Linked DNA regions of Homo sapiens: region 1 is linked to region 2. The links are chromatin contacts, found by Hi-C or POLR2A ChIA-PET in ENCODE. All regions are on one chromosome and are shown on one strand. Each heading gives the region's core, a stretch centred on a gene start or an enhancer-like site at or near the end of the contact. The rest is flanking DNA. Distances are from core to core; before and after follow the strand shown.

Region 1 (7,260 bases), core at 482-2,981, 33 kb before region 2:
TTTAAGTGCCTTAATGGAATGCTTGTACGAATAAAGTTGACTGCCAACAAATTTTGCTTTGAATATCTTTTACATTTCAAGGCACCCCTGGAAATAATCGGAGACTATGGGAGACATGGAATTAGGGAGCTGTGGGAAAGCAGGGTTGACAGTGTCATCTCAAGATTTGGTGGACTTCATTATTCAGTGGCCAGAAGTAGGGAGGAGGGGAGTCTGGGGCCTGAGAAGAGGGTTGCCCTGATGGGCTGGTACTGGCTCTGGAGTCACTGACTGTGCCAGGGACCAGATGCCTGCAGAAGCATGGTTCAGCGTTATACCTGCAGGGAGACGAATCACCCAAGAGTGTCTAAAACCATCCTCATAGGGATTTGTGGAACTTCAAACTTGAGAGAGATGATTTCGGGTATCTGGTGGAAGAAATTTCTAAGCAGCAAAGCATTCAAGAGGAAGCAGAGCATGGAAATTTGGAAAATTTGCAGCCTGAACATGGAATAGAAAAGAAAAACCCATTTTCTGGGGAGAAATTTAAGCCTGCTGCAGAAATTTGCATAAGTAACGAGGAGCCAAATTTTAACCTCCAAAACAATGGGGTAAGGTCTCCACGGTATGTCAAAAACCTTCATGGCAGCCCCTCCCATCACAGGTCCAGAGGCCTAGGAGGGAGAAATGGTTTCCTGGGCTGGGCTCAGGGACCCCTGCTGTGTGCAAAATAGGGACTTGGTGCCCTGCATCCCAGCTGCTTCAGCTGTGGCTAAAAGGGGCCAGAGTACAGCTCAGTCTGTAGCTTTAGAGGGTGTAAGCCCAAGCCTTGGCAGCTTCCACATAGTGTTGAGCCTGCAGGTACACAGAAGTCAAGAATTGAGGTTTGGGAACCTCTGCCTAGATTTCAGAGGATGTATGGAAATGCCAGGATGTTCAGGCAGAAGTTTGCTGCAGTGGTGGAGTCCTCATGGAGAACCTCTGCTAGGGTAGTGAGGGAGGGAAATGTGGGGTCAGAGCCTCCACACAGAGTCCTTAATAGGGCACTGTCTAGTGGAGCTGTGAGAAGAGAGCCACCATCATCCAGACTCCAGAATGGTAGATCCACCAACAGCTTGCACCATGTACCTGGAAAAGCCACAGAAATGCAGTGCCAGTTTGTGAAAACAGCCAGGAGTAGGGGACAGTACCCTGCAAAGCCACAGAGGTGGAGCTGCCCAAGGCTGTGGGAACTTACCTCTTGCATCAGTGTGACCTGGATGTGAGACATGGAGTCAAAGGAGATCATTTGGGAGCTTTAAGGTTTAATGACTGCCCTATTGGATTTCAGATTTGCATGGTGTCTGTAGCCCCTTAGTTTTGGCCAATTCCTCTCATTTGGAATGGGTATATTTACCCAGTGCCTGTACCCCCATTGTATCTAGGATGTAACTAACTTGTTTTGATTTTACAGGCTCATAGGAGGAAGAAACTTGCCTTGTCTCAGATGAGACTTTGGATTTGGACTTTTGGGTTAATTCTGGAAAAAGCTAAGACTTTAGGGTACTGTTGGAAAGGCATGATTGTGTTTTAAAATGTGAGGACATAAGATTTGGGAGGGGCCAGGGGTGGAATGATATGGTTTGGCTTTGTCCCCACTCAAATCTCATCTTGAATAGTAGTTCCCATAATCCCCATGTGTTGTGGGAGGGATGCAGTGAGAGGTAATCGAATCATCGGGGTGGTTTCTCCCATGCTGTTCTTGTGATAGTAAGTGAGTTCTCACAAGATCTAGTGGTTTTATAAGGACCATCCCTTGTAAGGGTTTTCCCCCTTTGTTCAGCACTTCTCCTTCGTGCCTCATGTGAAGAAGGATATGTTTGCTTCCCCATCCACCATGATCGTAAGCTTCCTGAGGTCTCCCCAGCCCTGCAGAGCCATGAGACAATTAAACCTCTTTCTTTTATAATAATAATAATAATAAAACCATCCTCATAGGGTTAACAAGAATTTAGATGCCAGGTTTGGGGCAGAAATATAGTTATAATTAAGCATTAATCAGGCTGCACTCTGGCCCACTTCCTTAAACTGAAAGTCATGCAGCTCAAGATACTGACTGTTTAAATCCCATTTTCCCCATAGATAGGACTTCTGATGTTAGAATCATTAGGCTTTTGTTTAAGAATTGCTCAAGATATTCTTCATATCCTGAATTCCATCAGGAAAGGCTGATGCCAATGAGTTTGAAGACCCCACGAGGAACCAAATCAGCATGAGAATGCAGTTTCTTCATCTCCCTGTCCTATGACTTCACCCTGCACTCTTCCACCAATCAACAATCCCCACATCTCAGCCCTTTCCAAAGCCCTTAATATCCGTAGCTCCAAATTCCTTAGGTTGGTGGATTTGAGGTTTCTTCCCACCTCCTCATTTAGCTCTCCTATGATTATTAGACTTTTTCTCTGCAGCAATCCCCCTTGTCTTGTTATATTGACTTGCCAGGCATTGGGCAAACGATCCTGTTACATATCCACTGAGCCATATGTGGAAGCCTCGGCCAGTGCCAGTCAATATCAAGGAATTTGGTCCATTTCTAGATAAGAATTTGGGGTTGTTGATTAGTTGGGATAAGGGGAAGGAAATCATCAGGATGTGGAAACTGCATTCTTTGGTGACTCAGCTCCTGTGAGGTCCTTAAGACCAGCTGGCATCAGTAGTTTCATTGGTATGCAGAAACTGAAAGAGTATCTCAAATGGAAAAGTTAATGTTTTATAATGTTGAAGTTGTTATCTATAGAGCAGCTAAGGGGAAGGATCATCTCGTAACAGGGTTCATGTAATCCTGAGTCGATAGGCCCCAGACAGCTGTGAGGAAGTGGATCAGAGAGCAAGCGGACCTCATGGTCAATGCTGAGTGTGCTGCAAGCTTGGTTTATCTTCATTTCTCCCCCTTCCTTCTTTCCTGATTAATTTTATAAAGTCTATAGGGACAGTTTCACCACTTAGATGTTCCCATCCCTCCTCTGCTGTCATCTCTCTAGGCTGGAACCCCATTGTGCATGGGCTCAGCATACCCTTTGGCCAGATAATGGGAATGGTGGTCTGTTCCCACCTGCTCCCACCTCTGTAGCGACTTTTCTCTAGCAATTAACCCCTCTCTTTCCTGTGCCATCAACTGTCCCCATAAACCAACTCCTCCCCAGCATTCAAACATCTCCCCCATCTTAAAAAAACAAAACTGATCTTGATTCCCATTCTGGAAGCGGCCCCTTCCCCTCCTCCCCAAATAACTAAACTTACTTAAGAGTGCCCTGCATCCAGCCTGCATTCCCTCCTCACCCAGCAGAGCTGCACCTGTGGAAAGCAGGCTGCAGCTCTCGTGTTCCACCGCACCCTGCTGCGGCCCTGTCCACAGACCATCTGATTGGCACCCGACAGTGTACATACCCCAGGACTCATTACCCTCCTCCTTGAAACTTCCTCTGCTGCGTTCGTTGCTGCCATGTTTTGTGTTCTTCCTGCCTCTCTGGTTTCTTCTTCAGATGCATGGCTGGTTTCCTCTCTGCGCATGAGCTTCAGTCCTGCTCTCTCTCTCTTTTCTTTTGCTCCTTAGCAGTACTTTATCCCTGGGTTCCAAGTGTCACCAATGTGCTGACAACCACTGGGCTTAAATTTCCAGTGCAGCCAATCCCCTGAGCTCTGAACGCATCCTGCCGACTGCCTGCCTCGCATCTTCCACTGGAAAATGGCACTTCTCTCCACGTGAGTGTGAACCTACACTCCTACCTTCCCTCACCCCTGCACCCAAACCCTCAGCAACCCCTGCACCTGCTCCCTCTGAAATCTCCTCTGCCAGCGGCTTCTCCTTACATCCACTGTCACTACTCATGTCCAGAGCACCGGCATCTCTCCCTCGACCTCCACAAGCCTCCCAGCTTCCACTCCTGCCTTCTCCAAACCCCACACAGCCCTTGAGCCACCCATGGTCATCATGTCTCTTTCTTGCCCGAAGTCTTCAGTGGATTTCCACTGGCTTTCACTGAGAGCTCTAAGTCCTGAACATGACCTCCGAGGCCTGGCATCTGCTGCCATGGGCCCCCTTTCTTGCTGTTCTCATGTCCTTACCCCTTTGTCACTGTGTCCAGCCACACTGACCTCCTTTCAATTCCCTGAACTCACAGAGCCCTTTCTCCTGGTCAGGACGGTGCTCCCTCTGCTCCCTCTGCTTGGAGCAGCCTCCCTCCCATTCTCTGGCCAGCTCACACCAACTCCTCTCTAGGTCAGTGCCATAAATACCCATCCCCAGGGAGGCCTTCCCTCCACCCCAGCATGCATCTCACCTTCCATTGTGATCTCTTGTCACACCTCAGCTTCTCCCTCTCAGCATGTATTACATTTTGCATTCTGAAATGTTCATTTGTGTGAATCATTGTTTAATATCTATTTCTTCCACTTAACAACAACCTAAGGGCAGGGGTGATCCTGTCTGTTTTCACCATGACTATAACCCCCTAGCTTTCAGAATAGAAATAGGCACAGAGTAGGGGTTCAATAAATTTTTTTGAATGAGTACTAAGTATTCTGCAGTAACAGATAAACACACAGACACACAGATGCTTATTAAATACAAAAGCCTGATTGCCTGTTGTAGCTGTTGGTGACCCACCCAATCTCTTTCACTGTTCTGGAGTCCGCATCCTCCCAGCTGCTGTGTGTATCGGCTTCAAATGTCTCACAGCTGCCCTGCTTCTTTGGGGAGCTGCCCTCAGCAGAGGAGAGCTGCCTGGCTGGCAACCCTCAGCGCCATGGATGGCAGGCCTGCCCCTTGCCTCCCGGTAGGGTCAGCAGGACAGGGAAGGGGAAGGCAGCCCTGCAGTGCTGTTCATGCTCCAGGGTTCCCTATCAGTAGGCTGACGCTAGACATGCCTAAGCCCACTTCTCTCCCTCTCGTGCTCCCATAACCAGTATTTCTTGAGAGTTCTCCCACCGTAAGCCACTTGAACAAGAAACTCTGAAGTGGGGCATGGTGGCTCGTGCCTGTAATCCCAGCAATTTGGGAGGCTGAGATCATTTGAGTGGATCGTTTGAGCCCAAGAGTTGGAGACCAGCCTAGGCAACATAGTGAGACCCCTGTCTCTACAAAAAAAATTTTAAAAATTAGGTGGGCATAGTGGCACATGCTTGTAGTCCCAGCTACTTGGGAGGTTGAGGTGGGGGATCACTTAAGCCCAGAAGGTCAAAGCTGCAGTGAACCATGATCATGCCACTGTACGTCAGCCTGCAACAGAGTGAGACTCTTTATTAAAAGAAAGAGAGAGAAGAGAGACACAGAGAGAGAGAATCAAGAAAGCAAGAGAGAAAGAAGAGAAGAGAAGAGAAAAGAAGGGAGGGAGAGAGGAAGGAAGGAAGGAAGGAAAAAGAAACTATGTCCCAGGTTCTGCTTCTAGGAAGTCCAGTAAAAAACACTTATAATGGGGAAGAAAATATATGTGGCATCAGGGATGAGAGGGAGAAATTAAACGAAACAAAATGAGAGAAAAGTCTTGTACCAGCGCATGTGCCTAAGAATTGAGGTGAATGAGTCAAATCTCGCATCTTTTATCCTTCCTTGGAATTATTGAATTAATAAATGGGAGAAGAGAAAGAAGGAGTGGAAGAGAGGAGAGCAGAGTGGAGGACAGCAGAGGATTTCTCTTTTAGTGCCCCTAGGAGGTCATGATGTGTCCCATGAAGCCAGAAGGGGTCTGCTGGTCCCCAATCCCTTAATGGAATCTCAGCCGCTTCTAAAGGAGGAAAAATGAACATTAGTTCCCTAAGCCTCCTTTGCCTTGGAGCCAACCAGCATGCCCTGTGTTCTACAACATAATCCTTTGCTAATCACTAGCTAGGGCACTAGGTAAAGCAGTTTTTCAAATCCTGGCTGGAGCTCATGGCATTTGAGATATACAAATATGTTGCCATGGTGACACACTGACAGATTAATTACTGAAACCTCCAGGAGTAAAGCTGCTTTAATGGTGTAACCTTAGTGGATAGGAGCTTGTGGGGGGGTGGGGGGGTGGGGGCGTGTAGTGATTCACAGCCCTCTCAGCACAAAGTTGGGGCCAGCAGATCTGGGGCTAGAGGTAGGTGGAGCAGCCACAACCCTTACCTCACACCAACATTTCCTGGAGCCCTGGGCTTCCTGAGTCTGTCCTGCCTCTAGAAATGGAATCTCTAACCCCAAAGCTTGTCCTTGAAAAATACCTGCATCATCCTTTTATCCACGCCTTTGCCAGTCATTATGCAGCCTGCATCTCTGCATGATTAATGAGCAAATCCTCACAGCCACTCCCACTTCCCCCACCACTAAGCTCTTCTTAGCTGGAAAATCCTCTGAAGCTATTGGCTAGCAGGGCTCTGCCCAACAAGAGTATTAATGTTAGGCATATGATTCCTCAAAGGAAGAGAGAAGAAAAATATTCGGGGACAAACACAATGGATGCAGATCTCATCAGGGAACCCAAGGTAGAATCTAGCCCACATTTTTAAGTTAACAAGATTAGAAAATTATGTAATTCTCACAAATAAGCTTGTCCCTTAAAATCCACAATAGACTTTTACAAATTCAGGTGGGTTCTTTGGCCCAGGCTGGAGTGAAATGGCATAATCTTGGCTCACTGCAACCTCCACCCACTGGGTTCAAACGATTCTCCTGCCTCAGCCTCCCGGGTAGCTGTGATTACAGGCATGCACCACCATGCCCAGCTAATTTTTGTATTTTTAGTAGAGATGGGGTTTTGCCATGTTGGCCAGACTGGTCTCTAACACCTGACCTCAGGTGATCCGCCTGCCTCGGCCTCCTGAAGTGCTGGGATTACAGGCATGAGCCACCTTGCCTGGCCTCAGGTGGGTTCTTATATGAGCCTTGGTGGCTCTCATTTCTCCCAAATGATGAGCTGAGATGAAGGCATATATATCTTTGACTGGTTATGGAGTTGAGATATTCACAGTAAGTTTGCAATAATAACAGAAGCGACTATTACCACACCTCAGTGGAAACGGAGTTTTCCAAAAAGCCACAATTTCAGATAAACCTGACTCTAAGTGGGAAAAGAAATAAGACATTAAAGGAGATATTTCGAAGCTTTAGAAAGGCATTCGAAAAGTTTTTGAGCCCATCTAACAAGCATCTCTTTGTGTTTTGTCTCCTTTCTCTAATATTTAAATGTAATTTTGATGTCTGCCAGATTAAATTATCCATTGACCAATTTATGTCATTAAACTTAAATGCTATAATTATCCTTAATAAGTATAACTACT
Region 2 (6,745 bases), core at 3,137-5,636:
TTGAGACGGAGTCTCGCTCTGTCGCCCAGGCTGGAGTGCAGTGGCCCGATCTCGGCTCACTGCAAGCTCCGCCTTCCGGGTTCACGCCATTCTCCTGCCTCAGCCTCCCGAGTAGCTGGGACTACAGGCGCCCACCACCAGGCCCAGCTAATTTTTTGTATCAGATAATTTTTTGTATTTTTAGTAGAGACGGGGTTTCACCATGGTCTTGATCTCCTGACCTCTTGATCCGCCCACCTCCCAAAGTGCTGGGATTAAAGGCGTGAGCTACCGCGCCTGGCCCAAGTTTCTTTTGAAGTCTTATAGTGACTACCCTTGGAGACAATAGATGAGAAATGTTTCCTATTCAGATCTTTAAAAGGCACTAGACTCTTAATTAATCTCTTTGGGATTGGGAGGGCCTGGAAGAAAAAGATCTAGCTATGCAAATAGAGATTCTTTACAGGTGCACATTTTCCCCCACAAAGGACAGCTTTGCAGGGCCGTTTCCAGAAACATGTTTTGGGATAAAATATTTTTATTTTCTTTCTTGCCTCATAATGTTTTCCAACTTGCCAGAGTCAGGTTGGAAAGTAAGTCACGATATATAGGGCTAAATAAAACCCATCTGATGAAAATTTATGGTTTGTAGGGCATGACTCCCCAGACCCCTTAGATAGGAATTTGGGCAAGATAAAAAATCAAAGCTTAGTCCTCACCAGTCACAAAAGACTACACACTGGATGATTTGATTTATATTAAATGTCTATAAAAGGCAAATCCACAGAGACAGAAGGCAGGTTAGCGGTTGCCTGGGGATGGGGTGGAGCAAGGGATAGCATGAATAAGGAATGGCTGCTCATGTGCAAGGGGTTTCTTCCTGGCGTGGTCAAGAGTTCTCAAATTAAATGTGGTGATTGCTTCACAACTCCATGAATATACTAAAACCACTGAGACAGACACTGTAAAGGGGTAAATCTTACAGTGCATGAAATATACCTCAGTAAAACTATGTTTAAAAGTGAGGGGTAACTATATTAATAAAACCATGGGTGTCCAATCTTCTGGCTTCCCTGGGCCACATTGGAAGAAGAAGAATTGCCTTGAGCCACACATAAAATACACTAACACTAACAATAGCTGATGAGCTAAAAGAAAACTACACACGAAAAAAGTTTCATAATGTTTTAAGAAAGTTTATGAATTTGTGTTGAGCCTCATTCAAAGCCATCCTGGGCTGGTCTCAAACTCTTGAGCTCAAGCAATCCTCCAGCCTCGTCCTCCCAAGGTGCTGGGATGACAGGTGTGAGCCACTGCGTCTGGCCACCTGGACTTCTATGGAGTGCAGAAGTCCATGGTAATGACCTGAACTTAGCATTTCATCAGACTTGGTGATGAAGCCAGGAAACAGGACAAGCACTGGGCCCTGACAGACAGCTTCCCATGGTGAGGGCAGAGGAGGAATATACTCAGCAGGACGGTGCATGCTGCAGGGAGCAGTGGCTCCTGTCACTGTGAGACTGTGCTGGGAAAGCCTCTGTAAATCAGCCCCATGGGGCATCACACACCCTGGGAGAGAGATCCATGTCGTAAAACCAAAGGGTTGTATCCCCAAGGCCCAAACCTCACAGTGCTCCAGGAAGGCTGGCTAGTACAACCAAAATAATGGAATCATTAGAGGCCCAGGTGGCTCTGATGGGAGCCCAACTTTGGTGACAAAAAGAAAATAACATTTTAAAAAATATTTATAAATGTAGTGCATTTTTGTTACATGAATATGTTGCATAGCGATGAAGCCTGGACTTTTAGTGTAACCATCACCCGAATAATGTAAATGGTATCCAACAGGTACTTTTTCATCCCTCAACCCCCTTCCACCCTCCCACCTTGTGGAGTCTCCAGTGTCTATTATTCCACTCTGTATGTCCATGTGTACACATTGTTTAGCTCCCACTTATAAGTGAGAATGTGGTATTTGACTCTCTGTTTCTGAATTATTTTAGGTAGGATCATGGCCTCCAGTTCCATCCATATTGGTGCAAAAGACATTCTTTCTTTCTTTTTTATGGTTGAGTAGTATTCCATGGTGTATGTATACCACATTTTCTTTACCCCATCATCTGCTGATGGACACTTAGGTTAATTCCATGACTTTGTTATTGTAAATAATGCTGCAATAAACGTACGAGTGCAGGTATCTTTGTCATATAACGATTCATTTCCCTTTGGGTAGATACCCAGTAGTGGGAGTGCTAGGTCAAATGGTAGCTCTAGTTTTAGTTCTTTCAGAAATCTCCATACTGTTTTCCATGGAGGTTGTACCAATTTACATTCCCACCAATAGCGTATGTGTTCCCTTTTCTCTGCATCCTCACCAACATCTGTTGCCTTTTGACTTTTTAATAATACATTGACCTAGGGAAAGAATTTATGACAAAGACCTCAAAAGCCATGCAACAGACAGGGTGCAGTAGCTCATGCCTGTATTCCCAGCACTTTGGGAGGCAGAGGCGGGTGGATCGCTTAAGGCCAGGAGTTCGAGACCAGCCTGGTCAATGTGGTGAAATCTTGTCTCTACTAAAAATACAAAAATTAGCCGGGCGTGGTGGCACACATCTGTAGTCCCAGCTACTCAGGAGGCTGAGGCACTGAGGTGAAATTTTTCCCTTGACCCCCTTCATGGGCAGGAACTGGAGTCGCTCATCTCATTCACCCTGCAGTTCATGGATGGCTAAGTGTTAACAACTTGGTGAAGGGTCAGGGTGACAGCCTCCTGCACCTGCCCTTTTTGACACCCAAGTTCTTGTTTGGTGTCCAGGAAGAATCAGGTCATATGAACTATTTGAAGGGTAGTATGTGAAGGATTTTACTGGGCAGTAAAAGTGGCTCTCAGCAGGACAGGGAATTGGAAGGGAGATGGTGCGGGAAGGTGATCTTTCCCTGAAGCCACACCATCTGAAGTTAACTATGTCTATCCGTAGTCGCCGACGCTCAGCCGCATGTATCCCTGATACTCAGCAGCTTGCAGCCCTGACCACTTGCATCAGCCGCTTGTGTTGTTCTTTCAGCTGAAGTCTTTTTATGGGCACAGCATAGGGGCGTGGCAGGCCAAAAAGGCAATCATTTGGGCAGAAAAATGGGGTCAGCTGTTTTCACGCAGGGCCGAGGTTCCAGGCTTGAGGGTGGAGTTTAGCTGGGAACCCAGACCTGCAGGGTCAGCTGCTTTCACTTAGGGCCAAGGTTCCAGGCTTGAGGGTAGGGTTTAGCTGGAACCCAGCCATTCTGTATCAGCAGGAGAATCACTTGAACCTAGGAGGTGGAGGTTGCAGTAAGCCAAGATGAAGCCACTGCACTCCAGCCTGGGCAACAGAACAAGACTCTTTCTCAAAAAAGAGCTCCTCCTGGAGGGAGGAGCTGTGGTGCTGGAACTCTGGAAACAACTCTTTCTGTGTGTATTAGCATCTGTGCATCAGGGCTGGTCCCAGCAGATCCGTCCTGTGACTCTCTTTCCCCTGTGGCCTCCCCTCCCTAGGAGGGAGATGGGGTTCCCAGCTGGCTCCTGGGCCCTCGTGTTGGCCTGTCCTGCCACGCTATCCTAACTGGTCAGGCCCATGGTTTGAGTTCAAGCAGCAATCCCAGACACATGCTCCCAGGGTTCTTGGATGTCACTAACAACCCTCACTTCTTTTACATCATTCAATTGGGCTGCATTCACAGACTGTTTCTCAATTTCTCCTCTAAACAGGTATGAGTTTCTTATAATCCCATTTCCAGGATGAGGGAGGCTGTCCTTTGGGCACTGATGTGGAGGATAAACTTGCAAAGCTCTCCCAGATAAAGAGAAAAATGATAAAGTGATGAAAAATGAGAGAGAAGATGATAGATATAAAAGTATAGAAACCAGAGATCAACCCAAGAACAGAGGGTGTTCCTGAGTAAGAAGCAACAACCATTAGACTAGAACAAATAATCAAAGGCATAATTAAGAAAAACCGAAACTGCCATTGCAAAATTATAACTGAAACAGTGACAGAGTTCTGAGCTAACCCACTCCATCTTGCTTCTAACCTCCAAGCTGCCCTTGTTCATTCCTGGGTGTAGGCTGAGCTAACTTTAGGAGGAATTTAGTTTATAGTTTATTGTTTGAAACAAAGATAGCATCCCTTTCAAAACAAACCCCCTTCTTGCCTGGGGACTAGACTGCCTTTGTATTATAGGACTAACAAATTAGTCAAAAAATTAGAAATTATGGTTTAAGAGTCATGCAGCTGGAGACAGATTCTGACCCTCCCCAAATTGCTCCTGGGGATAATATCACTATTGTAAAACCTAAGATCAGTGCTTAGGATATTTCGCAGTTCCTGCATTTGGTGAATCAGCTGGCACCACCCAGATTGGTAACTGGCTCGTCTGATCTTGTGGTCCCCACTCAGGAACTGACTCAGCGCAAGAAGACATCTTCGACTTCCTATGATTTTATCTCTGACCCAACCAATGAGCACTCCTAACTCATTGCCCCCCACCACCAAATTATCCTTAAAAACTCTGACCCCAGAATACTTGAGGAGACTGATTTGAGAAATGATAAAACTCGGGTCTCCCGTACAGCCAGTTCTGCGTGAATTACTCTTTCTCTATTGCAATTCCCCTATCTTGATGAATCATCTCTGTCTAGGCAGTGGGCAAGGTGAACCCTATTGGGCAGTTACAAAACTGTCCCAAGAATGAAAAGATTAAATCTGAATATTTAAATTCAAAGAACTCTTTACATTGCAGGAAACATCTGTGAAAAGAAGAGCTCTGTACCCAGGACATCCTGGCAGAATTCGATTTACTTTATTAAAAAGAAAATTAACTTTTCCATTATGAAAAGAATAAAGAATATACAAATATATTCTAAGAAAATACAGATTAGCAAAAGGAAGGAATAAAAATCATCCATTGCACTACCACCCAGAAAAATACTCTGTTAATGTTTTGGCACATCTCTTTTAGTCCTATTAATATACATATTATTTTTTACATAATTGCAATTTACACAATATCAAAAATTTAAATTTTCTATCATTTAAAAACACTTTTAAAATTATAAAATTAATACATGCTAATGAAAAGGTTTAAAATTGGAGGGAAAATACGAAGAAAAAGGTTGCCCAGAATCCACTTACCCAGAATTAACCACAGTTAATACTGGGGTGCATTTCTTCATAGCCTTATCTGCACTTTTGTACATAATCTAATCTAATTCTTTTTTTTTTTTTTTTTTTTTTTTGAGACAGAGTTTCACTCTTGTTGCATAGGCTGGAGTGCAGTTGCACAATCTCGGCTCACTGCAACCTCTGCCTCCCTGGTTCAAGCAATTCTCCTGCCTCAGCCTGCCCACTAGCTGGGATTACAGGCGTGCGCCAGCACGCCTGGCTAATTTTTGTATTTTTAGTAGAGACAGGGTTTTACCATGTTGGCCAGGCTGGTCTCGAACTCCTGACCTCAGGTGATCCACTGCCTCGGCCTCCCAAAGTGCTGGTATTACAGGCGTGGGCCAGCGCGCCCGGCTAATCTAATCTAATTCTTAAACATTGTTAATATGGAGCATTTCAGAGACTCCAGACAGTAAATGATGTAAAGGCTTATGGAGGGGATAAAAGGTTAGCCACAAGGTGATTTAATAGTCTTTCATTTTAAATAAAGCCTAAATACTCAAGATAATTCAAAATGAGTTTCAAACATGCAAAAACCCATACAAAACATGTAGTAACTCTTCTATTAATACCTGAGGTTTAAGTGGCTTAGCCACGATAAGCAGCATTGGAACGTGACAGCACACACTTGTTTAAGTTCCGTGAAGTAGTGAGGCTTTCATGACAAGCCTGTTTTCTGGTTCTAGGAGAGCCATACAAGTAGGAAAGGAGGAAGCAGAAGGGCCAGGCCTCATTACTACCACAGACCCCACATCATCCCATTAGAATTTGGACTTTGGGGCCCAAGCTGAATAAATTCTTTTGTACTGCAACAGTTTCATGGGGGAAGAGAGGCAAGAGCTGTGCTCAAAGGGAAACACATCGCCTTAAATGCTCTCATTGTGACATGAGGAGAAATGGAAAAATTAACCCAGCACTCAACACAGTAACATAAAGAAGACTGAAAGAAGAATGTAATAAAAATAACAACTAAGTGTGAGGGAGAAAATGAAAAATCTGTAAATTGATCAATCCACCCAAGAGCCAGTTTCTGGGCTGTGGGTCAATTCACCAGAAAACAATTTGCTGACAGTCAAATGCTCCCTCTCCCTCTGCCTTTGCACACTAGGGCCATCTTCTCATTGTGTCCTCACATGGCCTTTCCTGGGTGCACACATGTGGAAAGAGAGTCCTCTGTCTTCCTGCTCTTTTTTTTTTTTTTGAGATGGAGTTTCCCTCTTGTTGCCCAGGCTGGAGTGCAGTGGCGCCATCTCAGCTCACTGCGACCTCCGCCTCCTGGGTTCAAGCGATTCTCCAGCCTCAGCCTCCCGAGTAGCTGGGATTACAGGCACCTGCCACCACACTCGACCAATTTTTGTATTTTTAGTAGAGACGGGCTTTCGCCCTCTTGGCCAGGCTGGTCTCGAATTCCTGAGCTCGTGATCTGCCCACCTCAGCCTCCCAAAGTGCTGTGATTACAGCCATAAGCCACCACACCCGGCCTGTCTTCCTCTTCTTACAAGGGCACTAGTCCCATCAGGGGTTCTAGTTACTTCCCAAAGTCCCCACCTCCAAATACCATCATATTG

The links. A loop is a pair of places that touch in the nucleus more often than their neighbours do. ChIA-PET counts read pairs that join two places held with the same protein, here RNA polymerase II (POLR2A). Pooled maps may share reads with other maps.
Region 1: a loop to region 2 is called in a map of CD14-positive monocyte, with 2.1 times the contacts of the local background. The contact joins two enhancer-like sites. A Hi-C loop is called at or near these places in 4 of 168 maps with a recorded cell type or tissue (CD14-positive monocyte, PC-9, endothelial cell of umbilical vein and 1 more) and 2 of 50 pooled maps. POLR2A ChIA-PET finds 5 or more read pairs at or near these places in 4 of 52 experiments (GM10248, H1, MCF 10A and 1 more).

Annotation. Positions count from the first base shown.
Region 1 is chr20:4,631,305-4,638,564 of GRCh38, forward strand. No RefSeq gene overlaps it. Among named protein-coding and RNA genes, the nearest start is that of PRNP, 52 kb to the right of the region's middle. Within about 2 kb of position 1,732, at least 3 of the 41 ENCODE cell types and tissues checked have a DNase peak (open chromatin) inside an H3K27ac peak, as active enhancers do; they include CD14-positive monocyte and PC-9, where a contact is called at or near this core.
Region 2 is chr20:4,661,750-4,668,494 of GRCh38, forward strand. No RefSeq gene overlaps it. Among named protein-coding and RNA genes, the nearest start is that of PRNP, 21 kb to the right of the region's middle. RefSeq lists a silencer at 4,411-4,612. Within about 2 kb of position 4,387, at least 10 of the 41 ENCODE cell types and tissues checked have a DNase peak (open chromatin) inside an H3K27ac peak, as active enhancers do; they include CD14-positive monocyte and PC-9, where a contact is called at or near this core.